2 separate regions of the Homo sapiens genome follow, and region 2 is linked to region 1. A link is a loop called in an ENCODE intact Hi-C map of the cell type or tissue named here. Cell type or tissue: PC-3. All regions are shown on one strand. Each heading gives the region's core, and the rest is flanking DNA. Links, peaks and the distances in the headings are about the cores only. Region 1 has its middle 83 kb from the start of LINC02421. Region 2 has its middle 18 kb from the start of LINC01479.

The links. Peaks named below come from ENCODE experiments on the same cell type or tissue, not always from the same donor. Only the 100,000 strongest peaks of a DNase experiment are listed, where the experiment ranks them.
Region 2: a loop joins it to region 1, with 2.0 times the contacts of the local background. A loop is called at or near these places in 6 of 110 quality-filtered maps.

Annotation. Positions count from the first base shown.
Region 1 is chr12:67,804,601-67,820,145 of GRCh38, reverse strand. No RefSeq gene overlaps it. Among named protein-coding and RNA genes, the nearest start is that of LINC02421, 83 kb to the right of the region's middle. In PC-3, for the core only: no CTCF peak of the experiment used is centred there; DNase peaks (open chromatin) are centred at 6,495 and 8,515; H3K27ac peaks cover 2,100 bases.
Region 2 is chr12:67,903,445-67,918,989 of GRCh38, reverse strand. No RefSeq gene overlaps it. Among named protein-coding and RNA genes, the nearest start is that of LINC01479, 18 kb to the left of the region's middle. In PC-3, for the core only: no CTCF peak of the experiment used is centred there; DNase peaks (open chromatin) are centred at 8,319, 8,439, 9,569 and 9,709; H3K4me3 peaks cover 293 bases; H3K27ac peaks cover 3,323 bases.

The DNA.
Region 1 (15,545 bases), core at 4,653-12,652:
CCCTGGCATCAGAAAGCAGTGTGGTGTAATGATTACAGGTACAGGCTCTGGAATCAGTGCCATGTGTGTGTGAGTCCTGACTGCATTATGTGTTAATTGTGTGATTTCAGGAAGTTACTTATCTACTCTGTCTGTTTCCTCAACTGTAAAATGTGGATGATGATATCTATTAATAAATTCTACTTCATATTGTTCATATGAAGAAGAAATATTTGAAATAGTATTTGACTTAGTATAATATATACCACTCAAAAAATTTTTGTTAAACTTCTTTTTTTTTTTTTTTTTTCTGAGATGGAGTCTCGCTCTGTGGCCCAGGCTGGAGTACAGCGGTGCAATCTCGGCTCACTGCAATCTTCACCTCCCGGGTTCAAGAGATTCTCCCACCTCAACCTCCCAAGTAGCTGGGATTACAGGCGCTCGCCACCACACCTGGCTAATTTTTGTATTCGTAGTAGAGACTGGGTTTCACCATGTTGGCCAGGCTGGTTTTGAACTCCTGACCTCAGGTGATCCACCCACCTCAGCCTCCCAAAGGTCTGGGATTACAGGCGTGAGCCACCACGCCCGGCTGCCTTTGTTAAACTTCTTATTGTTATTATTAGAAGTGCTGGTGCTCTTCAGGTGTTTTTAGCAACATACCGTGATGCATTCTAGAGCACCAAGGTGCCATATTAAGAGTCATTTGTGTTTACCAGCCATTAAAGGAGGGTTTTTGATGTTTAATTAGAGTATTACCAACTGAATTACTCTCAATTATTGTTTGTATCAGCATTCCATCAGAGAAGCAGAAACTGTGTGTGTGTGTGTGTGTGTGTGTGTGTGTGTGTGTGTGTGTGTGTGTTGAAAAGGAGCAATTGGTCCCAAGTACTTGACTTTATGCGATTGTGGGATCTGGCTCAACAGTCTCTGCAAGGCTGTTGCTTTTCCATCTGACACTGGATCTTGAAGCCACAGAACGGGCTGGCAGGAAGGGGAGATGGATGGAAAGTTAGGAGAGCAAGGATAGACTGGAACCCACAGTAGAAGCTTGAACCCAAAAGGGCAGCCTGAGACCTACATCATCTCGTTTCCTCTGACCTGTATGATATGGCTGTCCTGCAGAAGTGGTGGCCTTTCATCATGGAACAAAACACACACAAATGGCCCAGGAGTCAGGCAAGCTGCAGAAATCTCCAGGAAATGGTGGTCAGTTATAGGCCCATCAGCTGCCTTGTGCCAGCAGGGTGAGCTAGCAAATGGATGGCAATGAATGCGAACTACAGATGACTGCTGCCTCACTCTGCCTGATATGCCACTCAAATCTCTCTGTGGCCTGACCCCACTGGAAGTGTGCAGGAAAGGGAATTCTGGGAAATGTATTTCAGTTGAGGTGATTGTTGACACATTGCAAAGCCACCAAATAGTTATTGCCACAGATATTTAAACTGGCTGAACACTATGCCAACTGCTTTTCATTACTTATTTCATCTGTTTTAGCCACAGCCCCACAAGCCTATCCATTTGTCATAGGTGAAGAAACTGAGGAAAAGAACCCTGTCTTGAATAACTTGGCCAAGGTCAGATTTATGAGATTTATTTATAAACGATGACACTTGCAGCAAGCTTTTTGAGTTAGTGTCTGCATTAACTAGATTTATCTATCATTGGACTTCCTCTCCAAAACAGCATAGCTAGTTATTGCAACAGACAATTATCTCACAGTTTCCATCCCTACTCTTGTTAAAAATAATAGGGCAAGATAGGCCCAAGGCACTGATGTACCAAATGACAATGTTATACTCTTAGAATCTTGTGAAAATGAAGTAACTTTTCAGGTACTGCTTAAATATAAATATTCTCTTAAAATTAAATAAATATCAATGCCTAATAGAATTATTCCTTAGGCTCAATTAATTTCATTTCAAAAGCTATAACTTAGTTATATTCTAGTTGTAAGTCATAGCTAGTATACCATTATCTTATATGTGGGTATGTAATTTGTATCAATTTGCATTAAATTTAATAAGAATTTAAATGTGAATCATCATTGTCACTTAGCTTACAGTAATCAATATCTGTGAAACTGAGATCCCTGCAGATAGTCATGGGATGCCTCCCACACAGACAAAATTCCAATTTACTAGTTAAAAGATGGTTATAAAGAAAATATGGGGTAATTGCTGTGTAAGATATTGATCTGTATGCAGATAATAGCTATAAACTCTGGACATAATGTAAAAAGTAGCTAGCTGAAGTCACTAGAGAGTGAAGTGATACAAGCAAATTCTTATAAGTAGTTCATCCTCCTGGGAAAGGAGCTGATAGAGTGAGTTTCTATGTTTGTCCTTTTAGCCTGGGATAAGGTGCAGTCAGTGGGGATTGAGTAACACTGGGACACTGGTGGGGGAAAAACTGCAGTCTTTTTGTCCCAGGGACCCAGAAGACTTAATCTGAGGAGACCACAGTCACTACAGAGGAATAGCCTGTAAGGAAAAGGATCAGAGAGAAGATCTCCAAATTCTATCTGCTTTTATTTTCAATAACTCTTGAACCACATGTGTCAAGTAGGCTCAAAATAGCTCTGCTAAAGACAAAAGATATGAACTGCATTTGGAGATGCTACATAAGAAATTGAGTTTTCATTTCAAACCAAGTAAAATTGCTTGCTAAAACTAGCTAACAGTTATCAGAGAAAAGCATCAGAATCCAAGTTCCACAACTTAACATTCATAATACTCTGGGTACATCAACATTACTTGACAATAAAGAACATGGAAAATGGGACATACTCGTAAGAAAAAATTAAATAAATCTAACTATCAAATAATCCAAATATTGGACTGATCAGACAAGGATTTTAAAGCCATTATTATGACCCTGCAATAAAGTAAAAAAAAAATGCTTATAATGAGTGAAAGGTAGGAAACTTCAGCAGGTAAATTGAGCAAGTAAAAAGAAAACAAATATAAATTCTAAAATTGAAAATATAACTGAAATTTTAAAACTGTCAGATAGATTTAAGAGTGTGAGAGGCCAGAATATGTCACCCCAAAATATACCTCTTTGGCATAGTGACTGTTGCACTGATGGCAATTAAAAAGAAGCAGATGCAGGAAAACTCTTGTGTTTACCCCTCATTTGCCTAAAAGCTGAACACAAATTAATAAAACCAAAAGATATCCCACCTCCTTTCTCTGCCAGGGAGAACAAAAGTTAACTTTAGACCCTTGTAGACCTGGAGATAACACCAAAGAAATCTATATTTATATAATTTATATGCCTTCTCACAATTTAATGGCCCTAGAGATTCAAAACTCTTTTCATTTTCTTGTCATTCCTCTAAAAATTTACTCTTCTTTGTTGACGATGCTATATAAGCTGAAATTCAAAGCCACCTCTTTGAGAATTACTCATTCTCTGGGTATCTCTCATGTATATATGAAATATCCATGTTAATAAACTTCCGTTTTTCTGTTGTTAAAGTGTCTTTTTTTACAGAAGTCTGTAACTGAAAATTTATGAGGGTCGAGAAAAAAATATATATTTTTCTTCCCCTACAAAAACAAAGTAGCAATGACAGAGAAAAGGGCAAGTGAACATGAGGATAGACCAATAAAATTATTTAAAGTGAATATCAGAGAAAAAAATAAGAAAATGAACAGAACCTCAAGGATCTTGTAGATTATATAAAATAGTCCAACATACGTATAATTGGAATTCCACAAGGAAAGAGGAGAGAGAATTGGGCAAGGAAAAAAAATGTAAAAAATAACAATCAAAATTTTCCAAATTTTATGAAGCATAAGAATATTAAATATGATCAAGAAACACTAAGCAGGACAAACATAAAGAAGGCTTTGCTTGGGAACATCATAAACTTTTGAAAGCTGAATATAAAGAGCAAAACTTGAGAAAATGAGAAAATGATAGATTACATATAAGGGAACAATCATTTAATTTGCAAATTGCTTCTCATCACAAATTATGGAGACCAGAAAAGAGTGTAAAAACATTTTTTAAGTGCCAAAAGAAAAACAAAAAACAAAAAATTGTCAACCTAGAATTCTGTATCTAGTGAAAAAAATTCTTCAAGAATGAAGGTGAAATAAAGATTCTCACATAAAGGAAAACTAAAAGAATGTATCATCAATAGGCCTGCACTTAAAGAAAATGCCAAAAGAAGTTATTTAGTGGAAGGGAAATAATTCCAAATGGACACAGAAATCCTCAAAAAAAGAGTATCAGAAATGAAAATATTTGGGTAAATTCAAAGACTATAATTTTTTAAATCCCCTTAATTTCTTTACCATACATATGAGTATGTAAGAGTTTAAAGGGTAGTCCACAAGACCACCCTCACTTCTGATACCAACTAGAAGTCTGAGGTCTCCAAGACCACCCTCAGATTCAAAAATTCTCTAGAAAGACTCACAGAACTCACTGAAAGCAGCTATACTCATGGTTATGGTTTATTACAGATTACAATCAGCTGAGGAAAGAGACAGAGACACATGGGTAGAGTCCAAGAGAATTCCATGGATGGAGCTTCCAGTTGTCCTTTCTCAGTGTTCATGGAAATGATGTATAACAAGATATATAGAGTAGTGCCAAGTGGGGAAACTCACCTGAATCTTGTTCAAGATTTTATCATGGCTGTGTCACATAGACATGATGGACCATCCACACGGCTGATCTTAGTTTCCAGCCCCTCCAGTAGTTGAGCTGATACCATAGGACCCAAAATTTCCACTATACATTACATTGCTATATTTGATGTGGCTTAAAGCCCTCAGGTAAACAGACACTCTTATGAGGCAGGACATTCCAAGGGCTTCAAGATTACCTTCCAGAAGTCAAGGGCACAGGGCAGACCTCCCTTTGAGCAAGATTAATTCTTTACCACACAGTGTTTAATGACAAAATTATAACAGTGTCTTGTGACAATGTTGATAATACATTGTTGAGAGTGAATAATGACAATGTTGATAATGAAGGTAGATGTAGCATAAAGGATGAGGACAGGGTATGTATCTATAGGCTGGCAGGATTCTATATTTTATGTGAAATGCTGTAATATTAATTGTTATTTGGTCTGTGAAAATATTAAGATACATATTTTATCCATAGAACAGCCGAAAAGGCAAAGTATACCTAAAAAGCCAATGGGAACATTTTTAAAGTTTCTAAACATATTCAAATAATTTAAAAATACAGATAAAGAGTACTAATAGAATTTTAAAAGAGGAAATAAATATAAAATAAAGAATAAATGTTTTTATTGGTTGGGTGGGTAAAAACCACACCCAACCATTACTAGACCTAATATACCCAGTGAAATGCAGATGTTATCAGAATGTGAGGAAAAAAAACAAGACTCCAGTGTAGGCTGTTTTTAAGAGATACACTTTAAATATAAAGACAAAGTTTGAATGTAACTAGATGGAAAAACTATAGCATGCAAACAGTATAGATAAGAAGGATGGAAAGCCCATAATGGGATGGCTAGTATTAAAAAAAGCAGAGGCCAGGCATGGTAGCTCTTTACACCCATTAGGATGGCTGGTATAAAAAAAAGCAGAGGCCAGGCACAGTGGCTTATGCCTGTAATCCCAGCACTTTGAGAGGCAAGGCAAGTGGATTACTTGAGGTCAGGAGTTCAAGACCAGCCTGGCCAACATGGTGAAACCCCATCTCTACTAAAATACAAAACTTAGCCAGGCATGGTGGTGGGTGCCTGTAATCCCAGCTACTCAGGAGGCTGAGGTAGGAGACTTGCTTGGACCCAGGAGGTGGAGGTTGTAGTGAGCCAGGATTGTGCCACTGCACTCCAGCCTGGGCTACAGAGCAAGACTCAGTCTCAAAAAATAAAATAAAAATAAAATAAAATAAAAACTTTTAAAAAGGCAGAAAATACGTGTTGGTGAGGATGTGGAAAAACTGGAGCCCTTGTGCACCATCAGTAGGTGATATGGTTTGGGTTGTCCCCACCCAAATCTCACCTTGAATTGTAATAATTTCCACGTGTCAAGGGTGGGACCAGGTGGAGAAAATTGAATCATGGGGGTGGTTTCTCCCACAGTGTTCTCATTATAGTGAGTTCTCACGAGATCTGATGGTTTTATAAGGGGTTACCCCCTTTGTTCAGCACTCGTTCTCTCTCCTGCTACTTTGTGAAGAGGAGCCTTCCACCATGATTGTAAGTTTCCTGAGGCCTCTCCAGCCATGGGGAAATGTGAGTCAATTAAACCTCTTTTCTTTATAAGTTACCCAGTCTCGGGTATTTCTTCATAGCAGCATGAGAATGAACTAATACAGTAGGAATGTAAAATGGTGCAACTGTTATGGAAAACAGTACAGCAGTTCCTAAAAAAATTAAAAATAGAGTTACTATATGATCCAGCAATACTCATACTTCTAGGTGTATCACCAAAACAATTGAAAACAGAGTCTTGAAGAGATATTTATACATTCATATTCATAGCATTATTCATAACGGCCAAAAGGTGGAGGCCATCCAAATGCCCATTCACAGATGAATGGATAAACAAAATGCAGTATATACATACAACGAAATATTATCCGGCCTTTAAAAGAAAGGAAATGCTGACACATGCTACAAAATGAATGGAACTTGAAGACATTATGCTAAGTGAAATAATCCACTCCCAAAAGACAGCCAAATACTGTACAATTTCATTTACATGAGGTATCTAGTGCAGTCAAACTGATAGAAACAGAAGTAGAATGGTGGATGCCAGGGACTGGCAGGAGGGGGAAATGAGGAGGTGTTGTTTAATGGGTATAGTTTCAGTTTTGAAAGATGAAAAAGTTATAGATGTTGGTTATAAAACAATGTGAATATACTTAACTGTACACTTAAGAGTAGTTAAGATAATAAATTTTATGTGTATTTTACCACAATTAAAATTTTTTAAAAGGATGGAGTAGTTTTATTAACAGCAGATGAAATAGATTTTGTATTTTACAATTCCTTTATAAAAAGTTAGATGGACATTTCATACTGATAAAAGACAAAGCATCTGGAAAACCTAGCAATCACCAATGCATATGTGCCTAATAAAAAACTTCAAAATACAAGAAGCAAAAATTGACAGAGTTAAACAGAAAAATAGATAATACCACAATTATAGTTGAAGATTTTTATATCTCCCCCATGGCAATTAATAGAACACTCAAACAAAAATCAGAGAAGTTCTGAACAATACTTTCAGCAGTCTTGACCTAATTATTATACATAGAACACTATACCAAACAAGTGCAAAATTGCAAAATAAACTTTTTTCAAGAGTGCATGGTGAGTTCTTGAGGGTAGACTATATTCTGAGCCATAAAATAAGTCTCAATTGAAATCATAGGGAGTATGTTCTCTGAAGAAACTGCAACTAAATTAGAAATTAGTTGAATGTGTAAGAAAATTTTAAATATGTAAAAATTAAACAATACACTTCTAAATAATCTGTAAGTCAAAGAATAAACCACGAGGAAAATATTTTGAACTGAATGACAATGAAAAGACAACATAGTAAAATTTGTGGGAGGCAGCTACAACTGTGTTTAAGGGGAAATTAGAGCTTTTAATACTTATGAAAAATAAATATAGGACATACAGTCATGCACTGCATAACGATGTTTTGGCTAATGATGAACTGCGTATATGCCAGTAGTCCCATAAGATTATAATGAAGCTGAAAAATTGCTATCGCCTACATGTCTTGATGATCCTGACCTCGTATAGACCTAGGCTAATGTGTGTGTGTTTGTGACTTAGTTTTTAACCAAAAAGATTTTTTAAAGTTTATAAAGTAAAAAAGCTACATACAATAGCTAAAATTATTATTGAAAAAGAAAAGAGTTTTTAAAATAAATTTAGTGTAGCCTAAATGTGCAGTGTTTATAAAGTCTGCAGTAGTGTACAGTAATGCTGTAGGTCTTCACATTTACTCACCACCCACTCATTGACTCACCCAGAGCAATTTCCAGGTCTGTAAGCTCCATTCATGGTAACTGCCCTGTATAGGTGTGCAATTTTTATCTTTTAGACTGTAATTTCTTCACTGTGCCCTTTCTATATTTAGATACACAAATACTTACCATTGTATTACAATCACCTACCGTATTCAGTACAGTAACATGCTGTATGGGTTTGTAGCCTAGGAGCAATAGGCTATAACATATAATCTGGGTGTGTAGTAGGCTATACCATCTAGCTTTGTGTAAGTGCACTCTGTGATGTTCACACAATGAAGAAATGACATTTCCCAGCCTTACTTACTTTATCTTTCACAGGTATTTTCCCCAGTAAATCATTACTTGCAGTTTGTTGGGCCATTTGATGGGTTATAGTGAATGGAATATATAGAGAAATAATATAAGCCACTTTACAGCATGGCTGAGAAAGAAATTTCCATATGTAATCCTCCATTCTCATTGTCTTTCTCCTGTCTGGTGTTGGGTAATGCTAGGGTGACTAAAATCTCAATATAATGGAGCCACAAGATGGGAGTAGCCTGGATCATGAGTCACTGCTTGGAAGAGAGCTACTGCAGAGTCATCCAGTTAGAAACATCTACACTGGGTGTTAAGTAGCTAAGATTTGGAGGTTGCTTTTTATAGGAGCTTATGTCATGACTAAGGTAGTCAAATAAGAATTTTATTTGGACCCATATTATTCTTAAACAAGATTTTACAGACATCTGAAAATAAAGCTTTTAAGGCCTTAAGGTAGAATTTATGCCATTAAGTAGTGCTTAGTAAATATCATTATAACGTGTTCGCAAAAGAGTAACTGAAAGTTGCAAAGGAAGACATTTGAAAAAAGAACAGAAGACATGTACCAGGTCTCAGAGGAGACCTAGGATATAGTATGTGTGCAGTATCAGAGGTATACCTATGGAGTGGTTTTGAGCAAGTCTCTACTTTTCTCTTAGGGCCTGCATGTCTACATAGTCAGTGGAATTTTTGAACTCACTTGGATCTTTTAGTGAGCAGCTAAGGAGAAAACAAAGCTAAGACTGTAATTTAAGTGAATCCTGAGACTTCTGTAGATGGGAAAGCCAGAATCAATTATATGTAGCAGGGCAGGGGGATTCTCCTTGGAATACTGGGCACCTCTTCTCCCCATCAACATGCCATTTCTGATCTTTTTCTATTTTCAACTCCTGTTTTCCTCCATGAAAGCAGTCGTGTTTTGGCCATTAAAATCATGCTCTGTTTGTTGTTAAAGTAGCAGCCAAAGTGTAGCTCTATAGATATGGCTCCTAGCAAACAAAAAAACAGAGCAAACCAGTGAATGAATCTACTTATATTAGCAAAACAACCCAGGGCCAGCCATCTTAGGTATCATTACCCAAGGGATGACTTTCCTATGATACTGTAGAGGACATTTGATTCAACTCTATTTCATTTGATAGGGTCTTATGTATCATTACCCAAGGGATGACTTTCATATAATACTATAGAGGACATTTGTTTCAACTCTATTTCATTTGGTAGGATCTTAAAATAGAATGTGACAAAACAGGATAATGCAAAGCCAAAGTCGAATGGATATTAGAAATTACTGAGTCCGATCAGACCCATGGCTTGGTACCAATAGAGCCTCAAACAGAGGCATCACTCAATTCTCAAGAGTTTAACTGAAAAGGCAAATGCAGAGGACATCTCTTGGGGTGACCTTCCCATTGTCTGTGATTGTCTCTTATTGAGGAACAGCTCTGTGGCAGCCATGGAAATGTACTACTCACATCTCCTGCTATGAGGGATATCATTGATTGATGGCCCCAGCTGCTGCACTCTGAATCTACCACAATACTCATATCCAAGGCCATCTTTTCCCTGGGCTGCTCTTGGCCAATGACTGAGAATGGTAGGGATATTAAGGCAGGCTCATTCTAATGAGGTTGTAAGAATTTTCTGATAGGTGACTTTGGCTCAAGAATTTGAATTGGCTTGGCCAGAATTTCCTTAGTGCTGCAGTCTTAAGTTCTCAGGAAGCAATTCAAATCTGCTTCCTTTTCTCTCTCCCTCATAGGGGTGAGACTTGCATCATGGTATCTTCTGTTCCACTCTTTTATTTTTCATAGGTGTTTTATCCAGTAAATCATTTGCATGCCTAATGCCGTATTGGCATCTGCTTCTTAGAGGGCCCAAACTAATACCTGCTTACTTCTACAGGTGTGGTTCTAAGAATTGAGTCTGTGTTCTAGGATCCTGCCATAACTGCCATAAAAACAGACAACTGACCAAAATGGGACCATTGGATACTGAGTCCCAGGAATCTGAGGTGTGAACAACAGAGACACAAGTACTGGGGTCCATGGAGCTCAGTTATATTCAAGAGCTCCTTGAAGAAAAAGTCCATGGGCTTTGAATGTTGAGGTCCCTGAAGCTGCTTTCATACTTCTCCTCCTATAGTTTTGTTTTTAACTGTTCCTTTATATATTTGTGATTCTCCAGTTGCCTTCTGCTGAATTCCCCCTTTTTCTCCTTGTGTGTCAGCTAGCCAGAGTCAATTTCTGTTACTTACAACTGGGCAAATCTGATCTACTATAGTGAGGCATAGCCCAGAGTTTACCTACGTCTTTTGTGACCCTGCAAACTTTATCCAGATCCTTTCTTAATCCATTTATTTATCAGGCCTCTGGTGGCATCTCTGTGGTATTGAGTTTTGCCCTCTGCATGAAGTAGACTTTATTTTTAAATTGTGAAAAATCTTTATTTTTTGCAGGGTATGGAACATAAATCTAAAACTCCCGAAGTAAAGGTAAAAAGAAAACATGACTCACAAAAAGGACATTTTAATAGTTAGAAGTTATGAGAAAGGATTTGTCAAGCATCATTTGCTAAATCTCCCACATAAAAAGAAGGCACTCAGAAACTATAAAAGGAGAATCTTGTCCTACATTAGGCATCTAGTGAGGAAGGTCATAGAGTAAGATTACCTAAAGCAGTATATTAGTTTCTATCTGGATCTTAGAGAGCAGACTTTCCACATTGAATGTTGAATCACAAATCAAATAGAAAATGTCTTCAATATTAGAGGGGGAAAAAAACACAAATACTGCAAGGAGACACAAAATGAAGCAAAAGGAGAAGAAAATGTCTTAACAGTTTATCTTCATTGAAAACCCTTGGCCGGGCACGGTGGCTCACGCCTGTAATCCCAGGACTTTGGGAGGCCAAGACGGATGGATCACGAGGTCAGGAGATCGAGACCATCCTGGCTAACACGACGAAACCCCGTCTGTACTGAAAAATACAAAAAATTAGCCAGGCGTGATGGTGGGCGCCTGTAGTCCCAGCTACTCGGGAGGCTGAGGCAGGAGAATGGTGTGAACCCGGGAGGCGGAGCTTGCAGTGAGCCGAGATTGTGCCACTGCACTCCAGCCTGGGCAACAGAGTGAGACTCTGTCTCAAAAAAGAAAAAAAGAAAACCCTTTGCACCTGCCCACTGCTCTTTGCCAACTATGTTAGTGCATTTCTAAATGCCCCGAGGCACACACACACTTATGAAGACTGGACTTCTCAAAGTGCAAATGATAAAATAGTGCTACAGCATAGTACTTTTTTGTTGTTCAGTGGGAATCAGAATTGGGATTGGAACCCCAGAGTCAAGAAACTGAGAGATCCACATGAAAAACAAGTCACATGCCCCCTAAGAGTAGAGCTGCTGATATGCCACCAGTTTTATGAAAAAGGTTTGCATTTCTTCACTTTGTTTTCTGAATGATTCAGAAACAGATGGCAGAACTTTTAAGGATTGTTTTTAAATGCTTCAGAAATCCCTTTTTCTATAAGTGGAATACCAGCTCTTTGACTAAACGTAATGAGGAAAAAGTGAAAGAAGTAATAAGCATAATATACACAGAGACACAGACGCTTTATCAAATAAAAAGATGTGGTCTAGATTTTCAATCCAAAGAACTAGGCTAGAGGCTGAGAATCTATTCAGCCTCCAAAGTTCCCTCAGGAGTTTACAAATATGTTTTCAAACTCCAGACAAGCTCGTCGTCCCTGTGTCTGAGAGGCGCAGTCCAGATCTATACATCATTACAACACGAGGACGGAGCCCCAAAGCTGTCCTGAGTTGTACTGAAAGTTTTTCATTTGGCTTGGAAACAGAGAGAAGGACAGGTGATTAGTCATCATCTGCTTAATCTCCAATGACAGAAGTAAAGAGCAGTTTTATTTCTGGCTTGACTTCTGCCTTAATCTTTTCTAGAAGCAGAGGAAGGAGGACAATCATACTGTAGAACATTCCTTCCTGCAGACTCTCAGCAGAAACAAAAGCACATCTTTTTGTCAAGGGCCCAGTGACATATTTTCCTCTACAGAGGAGCTGGGGAGAGAACCCCTCTGGTCTATGTGTAGCTAGTATGTCAGCCCAGGACTCTACCATGACACCTAAAATTACATCGTATTGACAGATAACATCCAAATTATGAAGGCTCTGCTCCCCTCCTGCTTGATTATGGGAAGGCAAAACTTCTACGTGGTTCTCCTTCCAGTGAATTCTGGCAATCTCCAGAGAATGTTTCTGCGTTCTCCAAATTGAGCCTGGTTTACACTTACTCTGACAGTGATGACTTCTTTCTTTCTGGGTGCCTGCTTCTTCAACAGCTTGTCTCTTCCTGCCTCGTGGGATCCAGGGTCTCTCTCCAATATTCCAAAGACAAGCAATAATTTATAACCCATTTAAAGGGAAGTGTAAATCTAGATTGAGATTAAGCTTTATGTATACACAGTTAACAAATGAGCTAATGTTTAGGGTTCTTCTTATGAGCACCATGCTCTACATGATTTAATTTGTTTAGTACTTACTATGATTCTGTAAGTCATACATTCTTTCTAACACAAACTTACAGAAACAAACAGAAACAGAGAGAGGCTAAGGAAATTGTCAAAGTCACAATAGTTACTAAGAGGTGGAGCTGGGATGGAGTCCAGGCAGCCTGGTTTTAAAATCATGGCCTCTTCACGACTCTCTACCTCCTAATTAAATAAACAACTTGCAAAGGTACACGTTTGTCCACTGTTAAAATAACAGTCTGCATTACCTTTTTAAGCCTTTTGGCTCCTTGGTGCTCAAATTCCTCCATTCCAGAAAGAGTCTACTCTTCCTTTGGATATCTATAGAAACCCACAGGGATGGTCTGCCCCAAGGTTGAAGTCCCCAGCTCTTGTGAAATGTGAACTATTCTGCTCAGAATTCTGAAATTACTAGGTTGTGTTTTTATTGTCTTGCTCTTGCTTCATTTTGTTTGTTTTTCAGCTCTGCCCTCTCCATTTGAAGAACACTCTTCAAATGACTCTTCCCTGTTAAAAAAGAAGGCAACTGCCTCACCTGTATTCCAGTGAACTTGGTTTAAGTCTTTAAACCCCTTCTTGACCATTCTTCCTTGGCAGATAATGTTCAAAGTCAGCGTGTGCAGCCACTGATAATACACACACTTTCTTTAGCTTAGGTGGCCTCTCTCTTCTGGTTTTGTTCAGAGAGGTAGTCTTTGAACTCTGCAATTTTATCTTCTGTCCTGGATTCCACACTTGGTCTGTTCTGGCTATTTTCCCCACTCCAGCCATGCCCATTCCTTCAGATGGAAACAATATGGGAACGTTTCTCAAACATGGGTCTTGGGTTTTCACCTCTTCCTTGAATTCCTTTTCTATATACTCAACTGCCTTTAGGAAGTCTCTATTTGGACACCCCAAAGTCACTGCAAATGCAGCACCTCAGAGCATGGCATTAGCAGTTTCTCTGCCCAGACTGACCTTCCACTAGATACCTCAAAGATCTTTTTCTAGAGCCTTCCCTAACCATCCTCCTTAAATTAGTAGTGCCCCTCCCCCACACTTTGTCTGTATCTGTCCCCTGCACTAGAATGTAAGTTCTATCAGAGCAGACTCTTTTGTCTGTTCTGTTCGACGTTATATTCTCTGCATCTTGGGCACTTAATACATGTTAGAAGGGAGAGAAAAGGAAGCTAGGAAGAAAAGGGAAGAAAGGAAGGGAGGAAGGGAGCATCTATTGTAGTTGCATAGAACATAGCAAGTGCTCAAAAATGTGTGATGAATGAGTTTCTGTAAAGTGTGTCAGATTAAAAGGGAGGGAGGGAAGAGAGGGAAGAGAAGAGAAGGGAAAGGAAAGGAAAAGAAGAGAGGGAGGGAGGGTGGTGGGGAAGGAGGGAGGGAGGATAAACAAACCATCTCCTTACTCCCATCTCAGTCTCTTCAGGCCTCAGTCACTCTGCTTCTAACACAACTGCCTAAAATGAACATTTGGTGATGTGGTGTGGCTGTGTCCCCACACAAATCTCATCTTTGACTGTAGCTCCCATATTCCCAGGTGTTGTGGGAGGGACCCCGTGGGAGATAATTGAATCATGGGACGGTTTCTCCCATACTGTTCTCATGGTAGTGAATAAGTCTTATGAGATCTGATGGTTTTATAATGGGTTTCCCTTTTTGCTTGGCTCTCATTCTCTCTTTGCCTGCTGCCATGTAAGATGTGCCGTTCGCCTTCCGCCGTGATTGTGAGGCCTCCCAAGCCACGTGAAACTGTGAGTCCATCAAACCTCTTTGTCTTTATAGATTACCCAGTCTCAGGTATGCCTTTATCAGCAGCATGAGAACAGACTAATACATTTGGTCATGTGGGTCATAATATTCAACACATTCTAAATCCCTCCTGCACCCATAAATACTTAGCATGGATACAGGTTTTACATTCTACCCTTATTGTCCTTACTAACCCCATTTCTGAACACTCTCCCATGAGCATTCTATACTCTACCCAGCATTTCCCAAATAGATGTGCCACAAACAAATGACGCTATGGACAAAGAAATCTGATCACGTCATCATACTCTACCCTCATTTTAAAGAATCACAAAGCACATTGTCATTAAGAAAATCACATAATAAGAAAAACCAATAACACATTTAAAAAGGAAATCTGCTTCCATTTGTTTCATCTAGGTTTCTCAAACTTTTTTGTCCATGGGCCCCTTTATCCAAGGAACAACCTGAGCTGGACCTCATGGAACACAGTTTTTGAGAACACCACTCTGTAAGGCTACTCACACTTCCCTGAACACCCAGGCTCTCTCATTTCTCCACACTTCACTTTCACAGTTCCTGTGTCTAGAAGGCCCACCCCTCTCTTGATGCCTGAAGAGTTTCTACAATTTCTATAAGCCCATCCTACAAGTATTAATGCAAGGCTACTTCCTCTCTGAAAACTCCCCTCTGGAAAAATTAATCAATCTCTCCTCTGGCCCCTCGTGAATCTTGTGTTTTCCTCTTTCACAGTATTTCTCTTGTCTATTATTACTGTTTATTTTCTGAATCTCTCACCAGACTGTAGATCGCTTAAAATTAGGGTCTGGGGTCACTCATGTCTCTATTCCCCATCATCTATTATAGTGCAGAGATCACTGCAGGGGCTTAAAAGTGGGTGATGAAGGAATAGTCTATTCCGGTGCCATAATATTGACACAATTTTCATGATATCAAAAGTGAACGTGGAAAGGTTATAAGGAATGTAC
Region 2 (15,545 bases), core at 4,921-12,920, 99 kb before region 1:
TGCACCATGTTCGCCATCATGCCACTTAACTTTAGAATCTATCATGGGAAGGAACTAGGTATATGTAATTTTTACCTGATTGGTACAGAGCCCCAAGAAGTGAAAATCATGGAAAAATGAGAAACAGTGGGAGATGCTTGTAGCTGACTGGCAGTGTGGGGACCTCACTGCCTGCTCCCACACCAGGTGCCTCCAGCCATACACCTGCTGGTGCTGTGACCCTCGGAGCTGGGGCAGGAGCAGACATGGGATTTGTAAATCTGCTAAACACTTATTTCCTTGCTACTCAGTAGCACACGTGTCCTCTACATCATGTGAAAAAATTGTTCTCCAAACTTTAGCAGAGTTGCATAAGATTTCATCATATACGTTCATCTAAATTTTGAATATACCACTGCCTTCTATATGGAAGTCACTGGCTCCTTAGCAAAGTTCCCTGTAAAGCTTATAAATGATAAATACTAACTTTATTTCATTTTAAATGGTGTGGAGCAAATTTTTTGGTTTGCCGGTTTGTTCATGATATTTTATAATTCAAGTCCTGAGAAATGTCTCTAAGGCCAATGAGAAGCAATGATGGAGGTATGAGTGTGAGTGTGGCATTCTGTTCAGGTTATTTACAGAAACAGAGTTTTGTGCCTTTAAAAACATGGTAGCTAAAACTAAGTTAATGGTGTTAGGTTCAAATTGGAAGGCTGGAATTCAAAGTGCCTGCAGGAAAAACTGAGCTTGTCACTGGTATGTCTTCAATCTTAAGCACCTGGATCCCCAAACTTTAAAATATAAGAGTAGAGCAATGCAAAGAAATTCTATCCTGTTTGGTATCATTTTTCACCAAAACAATTCTAATGATGGTAACAACCATGTAAAAAGTCGTTGAGAAATATTTTTTTCTAAAAATAACAATGCCATGTATCATGCAATTGATTTACTGTTTTGAAGTTATTTCACAGCAAATGTCTTATTTTTGTCCTCACAAAGCTTCTAAGACAAATTTTCTTATCCTCATTTGACATCTGGGAAACAGATACTATGTAATAAAGAAACAGCTAGAATCCAGATTTTTTTGATTCCCATTTTGTATTATTTTTAGTAGTTCACAAAAGAAAGAGAAAAGAAACACTAATGACTGAGAAAGTCCTAGCGGACGTCGACATTTCCTAAGTGTGTGGATATGATATTGTTGGTAGCAGTTTACAGATGCCCCTCAACCTACCATGGTTTGATGAAAATGCTTTTAGTACATCCAACCTACCTACATTCTAGCTTACACTGTAGAACATTTTAGCTTAAGTGTGTTCAGAAGACTTAAATTAGCCCAGAGTAGGGCAAAATTATTGAACACAAAGCCTATTTTATAATAAAATGTCAAATATCTCATGTAAGAGTTTTGTACGACATATTGCTAGCCCAGGAAAAGATCGAAATTCAAAACATGGTTTCTACTGAATGTGTATCATTTTTCACATTATAATCAAGTAAGAAATTCATAAGTCAAACCATCATAAGTTGGGGACCATCTGTATAACTTAGAAGTTCAAGTTTGGATTTTTTTTTCTCCAATTTTCTGGCCAAAGTTTTGGTCTTATATAATGATAAATAACTTTTAACAATTCCTTTAATAAAGCAGCAAGTGAAATTATTATGATAAACTTTTACATAAATACCTACCTATACTTGGGAACTTGCTAAGATAACACTAATTTATTATCAATCAAAGCTTTAGTTTAGCAACCAACTTTTCAGATTTCTGAGTTATCTCAGGGTTCTGATACTTGAGGTGCCTGAGCTTTCAGATTCTTAAGATAATCAAGGTGTTAGATTTACAGGGTAGTTAGCTCGGAAATACTACATTCATGAGGTTTTTTTCTTCTGCTTTTTTTGTTTATTTGAATTTTCCCGTTTTTCGTGATGAGAATATATTGTACTTTTATAACAGAAGAATGTTTCTAAGATACCATTTTCTATAAGTAAAATTTTAAAAAGGAAAAAGGAAGGAAGCAGGGAAGGCAGAAGAAAGGCAGGTGAATAGAAAGAAAAAAAGAGAAAGAAAAAGCGGAAAAAGAAGAGAAACAGAAAACAAGACAAGACTCTAGCCCAGGCAGTGAGAAGTTCATAGTTAGGCTGCTGTAATGATCGTGCTAAGGCCACAGAACCAGACCACAGCCTTGTTTGTGAGAGATGTTTCCATAAAGGAACATGTGCTCCTGCTGTCCAGTCATCCTGGGAAGAGGCTAATTCTGGCTCTGAAAATGAAGCGGCCTCCATTTAGGGGTTGAGTCAGGCCTATACTCTAAGGTACAGAAATGCCTAGAGAGTTCTGATGAGTGTGAGCTGAGTTAGCCCTAATCACTGGCAGAATGCTGTGAGTTTGGGTCTGTAGACCCTTAGTAAGAGCTTCAGAGTGGAACCTGCAGAAGCCCCTCACTGGGCTAGGTGAAGTTAGATTAGCTGCAGACTGGTGTCCCTGAAGAGCGGTGATGTTGTGAGGATGGTAGGCACAGGGGCACAGTGAGGTGCAAGGTAAGAAGCCAGCCAGCTTAGAGAAACGGGGGTTGTGGGGCATTCCTGAGACAGCAGGAGTCCTACCTGGGAGACTGCAGCCAGGAGACCCCTGGGGGCCAGCTAGTTCCTGGGAATCAAGCTGGTGGGAGTGGGGGTGGGGGCTCACATCATCACAAGTTAGATATCAAAGGCAAGCATAACATTCTCTCATGGCTCAGACTTGTCAGGTCTGGGACATAAATGGTGAGGACTGGGCAAAAAGACTGGATGGAAGGAAATGCATCAAAATGTGCAATGGAAATACATAGAAATTGTTGAATTATGAGTGATTTCTTTCTTTGTTTTCTGTAATTTCCAAGTCATATACAGTTTCTTTCACAATTAAAAATGTCAGCATGTTATAAATGTTATTGTTTTGTGTTTAGTCTCAGCCCTGAGGCACTGTTCAAAGTGTTCTTGCAACCTCTCCTAGTATTTCAGCAGACGGAATTATTCCTTTGCCTGCTCTCAGGTGCCTGCCTCTAAGGTGACACCCTGTTGGCTCCAGGTCCTTCTTTCTTTTTCTTTTTTTTTTTTTTGGAGACAGAGTTTTGCTTTATCACCCAGGCTGGAGTGCAGTGGCACAATCTTGGCTCACTGCAACCTCCACCTCCCGGGCTCAAGCAATTCTCCTGCCTCAGCCTCCTAAGTAGCTGGGATTACAGATGCATGCCACCATGCCTAGCTAATTTTTTTAATTTTTAGTAGAGACGGGATTTCACCATGTTGGCCAGGCTGGTCTTGAACTCCCAACCTCATGATCCGCCTGCCTTGGCTACCCAAAGTGCTGGGATTACAGGTGTGAGTCACCGCGCCCGGCCTCCTGGTCCTTCTTTCTACACAGAAGAACAAAGGAGACTAAATTGTATCATGTCTGTATACTTCAAAGGGGCAAAGCTGATCACTCTTTTGTAAAACAATCAGGAAGTAAGTGTTGACAGTACCCTTCAAAGGATCTACCAACATCTTACCTGGCATAGCATATTTTAATGACTTGATAAATATTTGTTGAATAAATAATATAATCAATATATTCTCTAATTGCATGCTAAGTATTACATAAAATGTAAATATTGATTCAGCATTAGCTCTGCCACTCATAATATTTTTCAGGACTGTAGACTGAGGTTTACCTAAAAGCTTTCTGAGGGGCATAATACTATATTATAGAGTTATGCTGTTTAGTATGGTAACATGTGACTACTGAGGACTTCAAATGTAGGTAGAATGCATTAAGATGTGCTGTGGGTGTACAACACACACTGAATTTTGAATCATCTCAATATATTTTTAAAAATTTGTATTACATGTTGAAATAATAGTACTTTGGATATATTGCATTTAGACTTATTAAAATGAATTTTACTGTTTTTTTTTTTACTTTTAAAATTATGGTTACCAGAAAACTTTAAGTTGCATACGTGGTTTGTACTATTTTCCAATTGGATAGTGCTATTATAGCGTAAACATTTTTGATGGGAGATTTCTAACACATAGTTTTAACTTGACCTTATTGTAGTGCTGAAAATTTCCTTCCTCATCCTTCTGCTGTAAGTTACATTGTAAATCCTCATTTCTTCTCCTAGTAATGCAATGATTATTTGACAGGAAGAAGATAATAAGATCAGGTAGCAGTATGAAAGCAAAGCCAGATATATGCATTGCAGAACATAGGATAGGTTTGAAGTTCAGGGACTACAAGTAATAGGTTTGAAGTTCAGGGACTAAAAGTAAGAGTTACTTAGAAAAACTGACTGGAAGGCAGTGAGCCCATGGAAGCAGAGACCACAGAATATATGAACTGTCATGAACCTCTGAATATATGGCCATTAGGGAGGGATTGTTGTTCAGGAAGATTATTGTGTGTTGGTGCAACAAAGTATTGTATTTTCAGGTATGATTAATCATTTGGTATCTAAAAATCCTACAGATCTCTTTTCAAGCAAAATGGACTATCTGTACTGGAGATACTTTTCAGAAATCCTAATCTTAGCTTTCTATTAAAACATTGATTAAGATGAATGACATATTTGTGGATAGCCAAAGCAAATGCTAACCATCTATCTGATAATATTCTGGGTAATAACTGTAATATATTTGGATTATATAAGTCCAGTGCCTCATCAAAATGTTCTAATGTAACCACAATTATATGCCACGATCTCAATTGTTTTTAATCAAGAATTGGCATAAGAAATGGCCATGAGAAATACATGTGAAATATTTTAGAAAACATATTTTCCATTGGATTTCTCTAAGTCTCTATGATTAAATTCCATATAAGTAATTTGTCCTTGATTTTATAACCTGTAAAAAAAAAAGTTATTCTCTCCTTAAAAACTAATATCTTTCCTTCTGCTAGACAGAAATATCCCATGACACTGTCTTTTGCCTTGGGTAATCATAAGCTCAGAATTAATTTAGTGCTTAATTGTGGTAATTATCTAATTTCTGATTTTTGATAAAATTATCTTTCTCTAGCTTCTCCTCATTCTTTTTATTAGAAATACCCTGGATACATAATGATAGAGGTAGTTCTTAGTGGGCTGGATCTCATGTTCATTTGCCCTGGCATGTGGAATAACCACCACCTACCTTCAACCCCCAATCCAACCACACATGATCCTAGGGAAAGCTTTAACTCTGTCCTCAGCTGAAGTTCAGATTGATTTTTCTGATGGAGTATGTTGGGGGCATCAGAAACGAGACTGAATAGAGATATAACATATTAAGAGATGCCTGCATATATTCCAGCCTTAATTCAAGGGAAAGAAAAAAATAGCCTGAATATTTTTGCTTCTGTAATGAACAGAAGCACTAAAAGAAGAAGAAAGAATTGCTTCTCTTTTTGGGCTGGTGATAGAAATAAGGAAGAATTACAGAATGAGAAAAGTGATCATTATAAAACTTTAACATTAAAAGCCCTGTATAATAAAGTTGTGTCCTGGTACTTCATACAAAAATCCTTACTAGTCTACAAGACCCTGTGTGATCAGTTTCCTCCTGCCTTCTCCAGCATTATCCTGCCACTCCTCTGCTCACACACTGCTGCAGATGGACTGACTTTCATTCTTGGTCTCATGGAGCTTACATGCTAGTAGATGAATGAATTGGTCAATCTGTCAACCTCTGTGTACATTGCCTATATCACAACTTTCTCCTTACCCTAAAAGTCCCACTTTTGAATTGTAATCAGTTGGAGGACTTTGAACCTCAAGAAGCAGAATAAAGAGAAAAAATCCTCAAGTCCTTTGATAGAAGCTAGCATAAGCTTGTCAGGGCTAAGCTTCTTGTCACTGTGTGTGTATTGGGGGGAGGTGCTAGGGCCCCATTCCATCACACTATCTTCTTGGAGTAACTTGACAGAGATGTTGCACTAGATGATTAATTAATTGATAATTAACAGTTTTGGGGTGGCTTCATTGTGCCATGAGGTTGGGGGCTGAGAGTATGACTGAGATCAGTCCCCTCCCTGAACTTACTATCTAGTGGGGAATATGGACAGGCACAGCAGCAACTGTAATCGAATGTGATGGGCATTCAGGGGCAATGGGAGCACCTGGTGGGGGTCTGGCAGGACTTGATTCATTGGCAGAGGGAGTAGGGAAGCTTCCTGGAGAAAGAAACATCTACATTGAAACTTGAATGATGACTGGGAGTTATCCAGGAAAAAAGGCTGGGAGGTGTGTTCTAGACAGGGATGCAGCAACACAATAGCACCAAAATGAGAGAGTTATTCAAAACCTGCATGTAGTCAAGGTGACTAGAACAAAGGGAGTAAGGAGAGAAAGTAGCATGAGACGGGATGCAGATCATAAAGGACTTATAAGCCATGTTGTAGTGCACAAAGTTCACTGACATATTTTCAAAAGCAAGAGCACAATACCTTCAGTTGGGTGCCCTACTACCCCCCAAAACCCTATAAACCAGCAACAATGTCATTGTCCTTAGGTCAAGACAGAGATATCACACAGAATCTATCCCTTTATTCATATATTATCCTACTTAATTTATATTTTACCCAACTTTTGATTCATATATATATATATATATATATATATATTTATTTATCTGGGTAGAATGTACATATTTTTCAGTCATCCCGAGATTTAAACCATTTCATTTCTATCATATGCTTAATTCTCCTTTTTTTCTGAGAAACTCTTTTAAAACCCGTGTGCCATGGAATATTAGTTCTAAGAGAGGTTATTACCAAAAAGGGAGGAGGGGGAATCCTGGGTCAAATGTATCTACTTCTTGGAGAATAACAACACACATCAGGCTCTGGGAAATCTTGCAGAAAATAAATGTATTTTAATTATTTGGACTACTGTTTCTTAAGTGTATTTTACTATAGAATTTATCCACATAACCTTGTTGTTGTCTTATGTTGTACATCATGCGGTCCATCTATCAGTGTCCCTAGAACAGTAAGAGTACTGTTGAGTGATGCCCTCTGGCATCTCTCCCTTCACTTCTCTGCCATTGTCTTCTTTTGGTCCATTATGTTGTGCATGATTCCTGAAATCTCGTTTTCCTTCCTTGGTCTCTGCTCTCCAATTGAAAGTACATCATGCTACAGGGGTAACTATTTGTTAAGATATAGTTTATTTGAGTACCTTGCTTATCAGAGAGGATGGTCGTAGGGCAGGGTGGTGGGGCAAACATTTCATTTGGCAGAAATCAAAGGAAGCAGATATTTGGAAAGGAGAGAGTAGAAGGTATGTTCAGAAGGCAATATGTAGACAATCTGGCTGGATATACGAAATAAGGCAAACAGGTAGCCCATCCTATCTGTGTACCTTAGGCATTTTCTAATGTGTTGGGAAATGATACTTTCATTTCTCCCACCAGAACATTAAAACTTGAAGCCTGAAAAGAGTTCTGTAACGATGGCCCTAAACATTTTCTAAAGGGAGAGAAGGAGCTGTTCATTCGCTGCCACGCTGCTATCACAGAGAGGCCTGCTGCATTTGCGTTGTTTGCCAAGAATGAGAGGCTGGCTCCAGGATCCCACTTCTAACTTGGCCAGCGTGCACTCTTTTCTCTTACTATGAATACTCACTTGAGAACCTTGCAGCTATTTTAGGTACTTTGTATAAGGTGGCCTTCTTGGATGACACTGGGGCTTCTTGTATTGTTGAAATTAGCTGGTGGTGGCAACTTTCAGGATGAAAAGTCTGCTAGTAATTAAATTCCGATGAATAGTTAAGAATAGAAGTATCCCAGGAGAGCAAAGCTCTGCAGAGGGTAACTGTGCACTGGCATTGCAAATGTGACCTGTCACACATTGGTTTCGCAGGCACTTTCAGTCTCCATGACTGCCACGGAGCACAAATGCATTGGCATCGCGGGATAATATCAGTGTTGTTGAACGTTGTAGAAAGTAATGGCCTCCCATTAGCAGAGAAATCCTTAGGCAATCGAAAATCGTTTATCAACACACACATCGAAGCCAATAGGAGACATTTATTTCCAAGGTGGGAAATGTTTATTCTGTGTCATTCTCCCCAGACAAAGCCCTTACTTGCCTAATACTTAATGACAAATGATGCAGCTGCTCTTCCTCTATTGGACACATGTACAAAACAGGAAGAGAGGAGCAGTTGCTACATATGCCATACATAATCCCTATCCCAATTGGCTCAGAGCACGCCTTTCTTTTTTATGTGTCATAGACGACATGGGAAAGTAATTTTAAAAATGAATCCCTGCACTGCTATAAATAAGTTCAGTTGTCTCCAGAGGCCAAGTGTAGGTTTCAATGAAAAAAAAAAAAAAAAAAAAAAACTATCACCACTTTATATGTGTGTTAGTAAAAGGGATGGCATTTGAATATGATTGCTGAGAGATTTGGAATTCCAGAAAAGTGAGGCATTTCTGAGTAATACATGAATAAGAGGTAAAGAACCTACCAGCTCGTTACTTAATGCTCTTTAATAATACCACAATATGGAAGATTCACATTCTCTATTTCCCATTATCTGGATGACTTGGATAATTCAAATAAGATCCACAGACTGGGAAACCAGTGAGGACTAAACAAGTTGTCATTGTCCTTCCCACGTGGGCCCTCGATATGCCCCTAGGTTCCAGCCAACGTTCTAATGGCTTTCTCACTGTGAATGAATATTTCTTCGTTGCCATTATTTCTGGCTTTCCTAAGGTGGGGCACATACATTAAAAAAAAAAAAAAAAAAAAAAAACCTATAACTCATGTAACAGGTTTTTATTAAATCAGCCCCGTTACATTGTAGTTTCAACAACTGGTTTCCTATCTTGTGTGTCTGTGCTGGGGTTCCTGTGTTGGTTTGCTGGCCATTAGTGAATTCTTTGGGACTGGGATTCATTTTTGCCCTCCTGCTCGTTTTAGAGATAGGTAAGCTCCATACCACTCCCAAACCCAAATCCTGATACACAACCTCCTGCTGAATCTCTTGACACTGACTATTAGAACTTCTTTCTGTGGTCTAATACTTTGGGTCTCCTCTTACTTTCTCTTCCAACCATATAGGGCTTCCCAATCTCTGAGTCAGGCTCTCTCTATCTGACCCTCTCTACTATCTATCAAGGCTGTTTCAGAGGCCATGAGTTTAAGACACAAATGCTGCTTTTGTTTCAGTTGTTCTCCCTAAACATTGTTTTAGCTTTAGCTATCACCTTACTCCTTCCAATATTCATTTGCTCTTTCAAAAACACTTATGGTTTCTATGTTGTACGAGGCACTGGAACTGGTAGAAAGAAAAAGAAGGCATAGTTCTTTCTTTAACAAGCTCACAGTCTAACATAAAACACTGTATATAATATCTCACGTTTAAGTAAGACTTTAAAGTTCACAAAGAATTTTCACATCTATTTGTTGACTATTGTGCTTTAAGCTATTCATTAATTGATTTTCCATATTCAGGACCACAACTATTCCAAAGGAGTCATGAAACTAGCTTTCCCATGATGTAAGTCAGATGCATACCAGAGAGAAACCTTATAAAAGTAATGAATGTGGGAAAGCCTTCAACCAGAATCATTGCCTTTTCCAGCGTGCACGAATTCATACAGGAGAGAAATGCCACAAATGTTTTGTTGCCTAAGCAAACTGGTTTCTTGACCTGCATTAGTTGGTGAATTTTCTATTTAATGAGGCCTCAATTCAGGACCATTTGAGGTTTTAATGCAGATTCAGCTCTTTTAAATTGAGAGAATGTGCAGTTTATGCTTTGAAATATGATTTATATAGGTGGTTTAGCACAGTCACGGTTGTTTAGCCTGCACAAATTCCAATGAGATTACATCATTTTATTTTTTATTATGTTTTTGCACATTTTGGTGAAGAGTGACACTTTGGCGAATATCCACTGCCATTGGATGAGGCATAGCTGTGCCACTGGAAAGTATGAAAACACCTAAAGCATTCTGCTGTCCATTTGGTCAACTGAGTGACATACTTTGGAGAATTTCAAGAAAAAGTTGTCAGCGATATCAAGAGCCAAATCCAGAAAGGGGTCATGGTAATATCACTTTGTGGAGCTACCTTTTTTAACTCAATACTTCAGGCTCTTTATTTACTTTTAGGTAATTTGCTAGTAATTACAGGGTAAGTTGCCTGGGTGCGGGTGTGCACCAGGTATACAACCTGGAACTCAATAAGTGGATGGAAAAACTGAAACAAGGAAACTGAGAGCAAAACAGCTGCTGTGTCATGGCAATCGGGGGATACTCAGACCCCTCAAGACAACTTTAAAGATGATTTTTCAGCTAGAAAAATATAACTGGCTCCTGAATAGATACATGCATAAGAGCAACCTGTGTTGTCAGTCATAATCATAAATCATCTTATTGTTCTGACACCTATGTTAAAGTTTGAAATTTGGGAATCAACCAGTAAATTATTGCAGAATTCTATCTCTTGCTTTACAATTCTGTCTTAAAGGCTGGAGTTAGAAAATGCTCATGAAATAGCCTACATTGTAACTAACACCTTAAAAGAAGGGGCATTCTGGAAAATTATAAACTCTGCTGAAAGAATTAGAAACTCAGATATTGAAGGCTAACATTCACTGAAATTTCCATGTGAAAATGTTATCTCAGTAAAAAGTGAAGCTGTTTCAAACCAATGTGTTGAGCTGTAATAATAGCGGCAGAGTGCTCTGCCTAATTGCATACAAAGATTCTCTGCCAGAATATATACCTGATTGCACACAGCATTTTCCTAGGCGCTATTTCCTTTTTCCTGGTATCTTATTACAATCTTAAGGGAAAAGGGGGAGTTAAGAAAACTAACACTTAGTGATCAGCTAATTTATCCTAGCTCTTGAAATTTGTTAAAATATGTTGTCTCCTTTAATCCCTCCAGAGATGTGTCATGTGACTACTATTATTCCCCTTTTATATATTATAGAGTTGGAGCTTAGCGAGTTTAAATAACTTGCATAAGGCCACACAGTTCACCACCAAAGCCCAAGCCCATGCCTCTGAACTTCTGCCATCTAGTGTACGTGGTGTTTTCAATGTGGAGACACTGAAGTCAACGTGGTAGACTAAATGAACACTTGCTGCCCTCATGCAACTTACATTCTTTTGGAGAAGACAGACAATAAATGAGTGAACAAATAAATAAAATGGCTTAAACAGTGATGTGTGCCCTGAAGAAAATGAAACAGAATAATATGTAAGGGAACACTGCAGTGGGGGAAATATTAAACAGTAAAATCAAGAAGTGATAGCAAAAATGTTGACCTTCAATCTGAGAACTAAATAGAAGGAGTGAGGCATTCAAAGAACAGAGGGAAAAAAATTTAGCTGAGGAACTAACCAGGCTACAGGCCATGAGGCAGAAAACAATTTCATTTGTTTTAAAACATAAAGATAAGTGCAAAAATTCTATTTTAAAAAACTCAGTACGTTGAATTCAGCAGGACATTTAAAATAAATCAACATTAATTCTTGCAAAGATGCTCCAACATTAGCAAATCTATGAAGGCAATTCAGTGAATTAAATGAAGAAAACCAGGTAATTATACCAAGAAAGCTGAAAAAAAAAAAAAAGAGAATTCAAACAAATATAAAACCCATTTATAGGAGAGAGGAAAATAAAAGCCTTTTAAGAACTAGAAATATAAGAAAAATTCCTTGGTTTAATATAGAGTGGCTATAGCAAACATCTTTAGAAACCATCATACTTATGAGGAAATATTAGATTCAGTTTTATCTAAAACAGCAATATTAACTCTCATGATATTCAACACTATCCCGATGGCCCTCACCAACAAAATAGGGCAACAGAAATGAGGTTTAATTAATGGAAAGAAAAAAAGAATTGGCAGATGATAGGATCATCTACCTTGAAAATCTAAGACAACTAGCTTAAATTCTATTACAGCTTTAAGAAGTTCATCAAATAGCCAGCATCCACAATCAATATACAAAAAAAAGCTTTTCCACCCACCAGTGATAATCATTAGAATATATATTTTTAATATACCTGTTGTCCATTTGCATGTCTTCTTTTGAAAGATGTCTATTCAGGTCCTTTGCCCATTTTTAAATTGGGTTATTTGTTTTCTATTGAGTTGAGTTCTTTATATATTTTGGATATTAACCCCTTATCGGATTTATGGTTTACAAATACAGTATATTTACCCATGCTGTAGGTTGTCTCTTCACTCTCTTGTTTGAGAAAATGTGGTATATACACAATAGAATACTATTCAGCCTTAAAAAGGGAAAATCCTGTCATTAGCGACAACATGGGTGAAACTGGTGGACATTATGTTAAATAAGCCAGGCACAGAAAGACAAATACCACATGATCTCATATGTGCAGTGTAAAAAAGTAAAACTCATAGAAACAGAGTAAAATGGTGGTTTCCAAAGGCTGGGGGCTGGGGGTTTGGGGAGATGTTGGACAAAGGACAAAACATTTCAGTTAGGAGGAATACATTTAAGAGATCTCTCAAAAAAAAATCTATTGTTCATGGTGATGACTACAATTAATAACAATATTATTGTATAATTGAAAATTACTAAGAAAGTAGATTCTAAGTGTTCTCACCACACATACACACAAATAATAAGTATGTGAGGTAATGCATATATTAGTTTGATTTAGCCATTCTACAATGTATACATATAACCAAACATCAAGTTGTACAATATAAATATATACAATTTTTACTTGTCAATTAAAAATTTAAGAATAAAATAAATTTTAAAAAAGAAAATGCATTTTTTTTATTATACTTTAAGTTTTAGGGTACATGTGCACAATGTGCAGGTTAGTTACATATGTATACATGTGCCATGCTGGTGTGCTGCACCCACTAACTCGTCATCTAGCATTAGGTATATCTCCCAGTGCTATCCCTCCCCCCTCCCCCCACCTCACCACAGTCCCCAGAGTGTGATATTCCCCTTCCTGTGTCCATGTGATCTCATTGATCAATTCCCACCTATGAGTGAGAATATGCGGTGTTTGATTTTTTGTTCTTGTGATAGTTTACTGAGAATGATGATTTCCAGTTCCATCCATGTCCCTACAAAGGACATGAACTCATCATTTTTTATGGCTGCATAGTATTCCATGGTGTATATGTGCCACATTTTCTTAATCCAGTCTATCATTGTTGGACATTTGGGTTGGTTCCAAGTCTTTGCTATTGTGAATAATGCCACAATAAACATACATGTGCATGTGTCTTTATAGCAGCATGATTTATAGTCCTTTGGGTATATACCCAGTAATGGGATGGCTGGGTCAAATGGTATTTCTAGTTCGAGATCCCTGAGGAATCGCCACACTGACTTCCACAATGGTTGAACTAGTTTACAGTCCCACCAACAGTGTAAAAGTGTTCCTATTTCTCCACATCCTCTCCAGCACCTGTTGTTTCCTGACTTTTTAATGCTTGCCATTCTAACTGGTGTGAGATGGTATCTAATTGTGGTTTTGATTTGCATTTCTCTGATGGCCAGTGATGATGAGCATTTTTTCATGTGTTTTTTGGCTGCATAAATGTCTTCTTTTGAGAAGTGTCTGTTCATGTCCTTTGCCCACTTTTTGATGGGGTTGTTTGTTTTTTTCTTGTAAATTTGTTTGAGTTCATTGTAGATTCTGGATATTAGCCCTTTGTCAGATGAGTAGGTTGCGAAAATTTTTTCCCATTTTGTAGGTTGCCTGTTCACTCTGATGGTAGTTTCTTTGGCTGTGCAGAAGCTCTTTAGTTTAATTAGATCCCATTTGTCAATTTTGTCTTTTGTTGCCATTGCTTTTGGTGTTTTAGACATGAAGTCCTTGCCCATGCCTATGTCCTGAATGGTAATGCCTAGGTTTTCTTCTAGGGTTTTTATGGTTTTAGGTCTAACGTTTAAGTCTTTAATCCATCTTGAATTGATTTTTGTGTAAGGTGTAAGGAAGGGATCCAGTTTCAGCTTTCTACATATGGCTAGCCAGTTTTCCCAGCACCATTTATTAAATAGGGAATCCTTTCCCCATTGCTTGTTTTTCTCAGGTTTGTCAAAGATCAGATAGTTGTAGATATGCGGCGTTATTTCTGAGGGCTCTGTTCTGTTCCATTGATCTATATCTCTGTTTTGGTACCAGTACCATGCTGTTTTGGTTACTGTAGCCTTGTAGTATAGTTTGAAGTCAGGTAGTGTGATGCCTCCAGCTTTGTTCTTTTGGCTTAGGATTGCCTTGGCCATGCAGGCTCTTTTTTGGTTCCACATGAACTTGAAAGTAGTTTTTTCCAATTCTGTGAAGAAAGTCATTGGTAGCTTGATGGGGATGGCATTGAATCTGTAAATTACCTTGGGCAGTATGGCCATTTTCACGATATTGATTCTTCCTACCCATGAGCATGGAATGTTCTTCCATTTGTTTGTATCCTCTTTTATTTCCTTGAGCAGTGGTTTGTAGTTCTCCTTGAAGAGGTCCTTCACATCCCTTGTAAGTTGGATTCCTAGGTATCTTATTCTCTTTGAAGCAATTGTGAATGGGAGTTCACTCATGATTTGGCTCTCTGTTTGTCTGTTATTGGTGTATAAGAATGCTTGTGATTTTTGTACATTGATTTTGTATCCTGAGACTTTGCTGAAGTTGCTTATCAGCTTAAGGAGATTTTGGGCTGAGACAATGGGGTTTTCTAGATATACAATCATGTCATCTGCAAAGAGGGACAATTTGACTTCCTCTTTTCCTAATTGAATACCCTTTATTTCCTTCTCCTGCCTATTTGCCCTGGCCAGAACTTCCAACACTATGTTGAATAGGAGTGGTGAGAGAGGGCATCCCTGTCTTGTGCCAGTTTTCAAAGGGAATGCTTCCAGTTTTTGCCCATTCAGTATGATATTGGCTGTGGGTTTGTCATAGATAGCTCTTATTATTTTGAAATACGTCCCATCAATACCTAATTTATTGAGAGTTTTTAGCATGAAGGGTTGTTGAATTTTGTCAAAGGCTTTTTCTGCATCTATTGAGATAATCATGTGGTTTTTGTCTTTGGCTCTGTTTATATGCTGGATTACATTTATTGATTTGCGTATATTGAACCAGCCTTGCATCCCAGGGATGAAGCCCACTTGATCATGGTGGATAAGCTTTTTGATGTGCTGCTGGATTCGGTTTGCCAGTATTTTATTGAGGATTTTTGCATCAATGTTCATCAAGGATATTGGTCTAAAATTCTATTTTTTGGTTGTGTCTTTGCCCGGCTTTGGTATCAGAATGATGCTGGCCTCATAAAATGAGTTAGGGAGGATTCCCTCTTTTTCTATTGATTGGAATAGTTTCAGAAGGAATGGTACCAGTTCCTCCTTGTACCTCTGGTAGAATTCGGCTGTGAATCCATCTGGTCCTGGACTCTTTTTGGTTGGTAAACTATTGATTATTGCCACAATTTCAGCTCCCGTTATTGGTCTATTCAGAGATTCAACTTCTTCCTGGTTTAGTCTTGGGAGACTGTATGTATCGAGGAATTTATCCATTTCTTCTAGATTTTCTAGTTTAT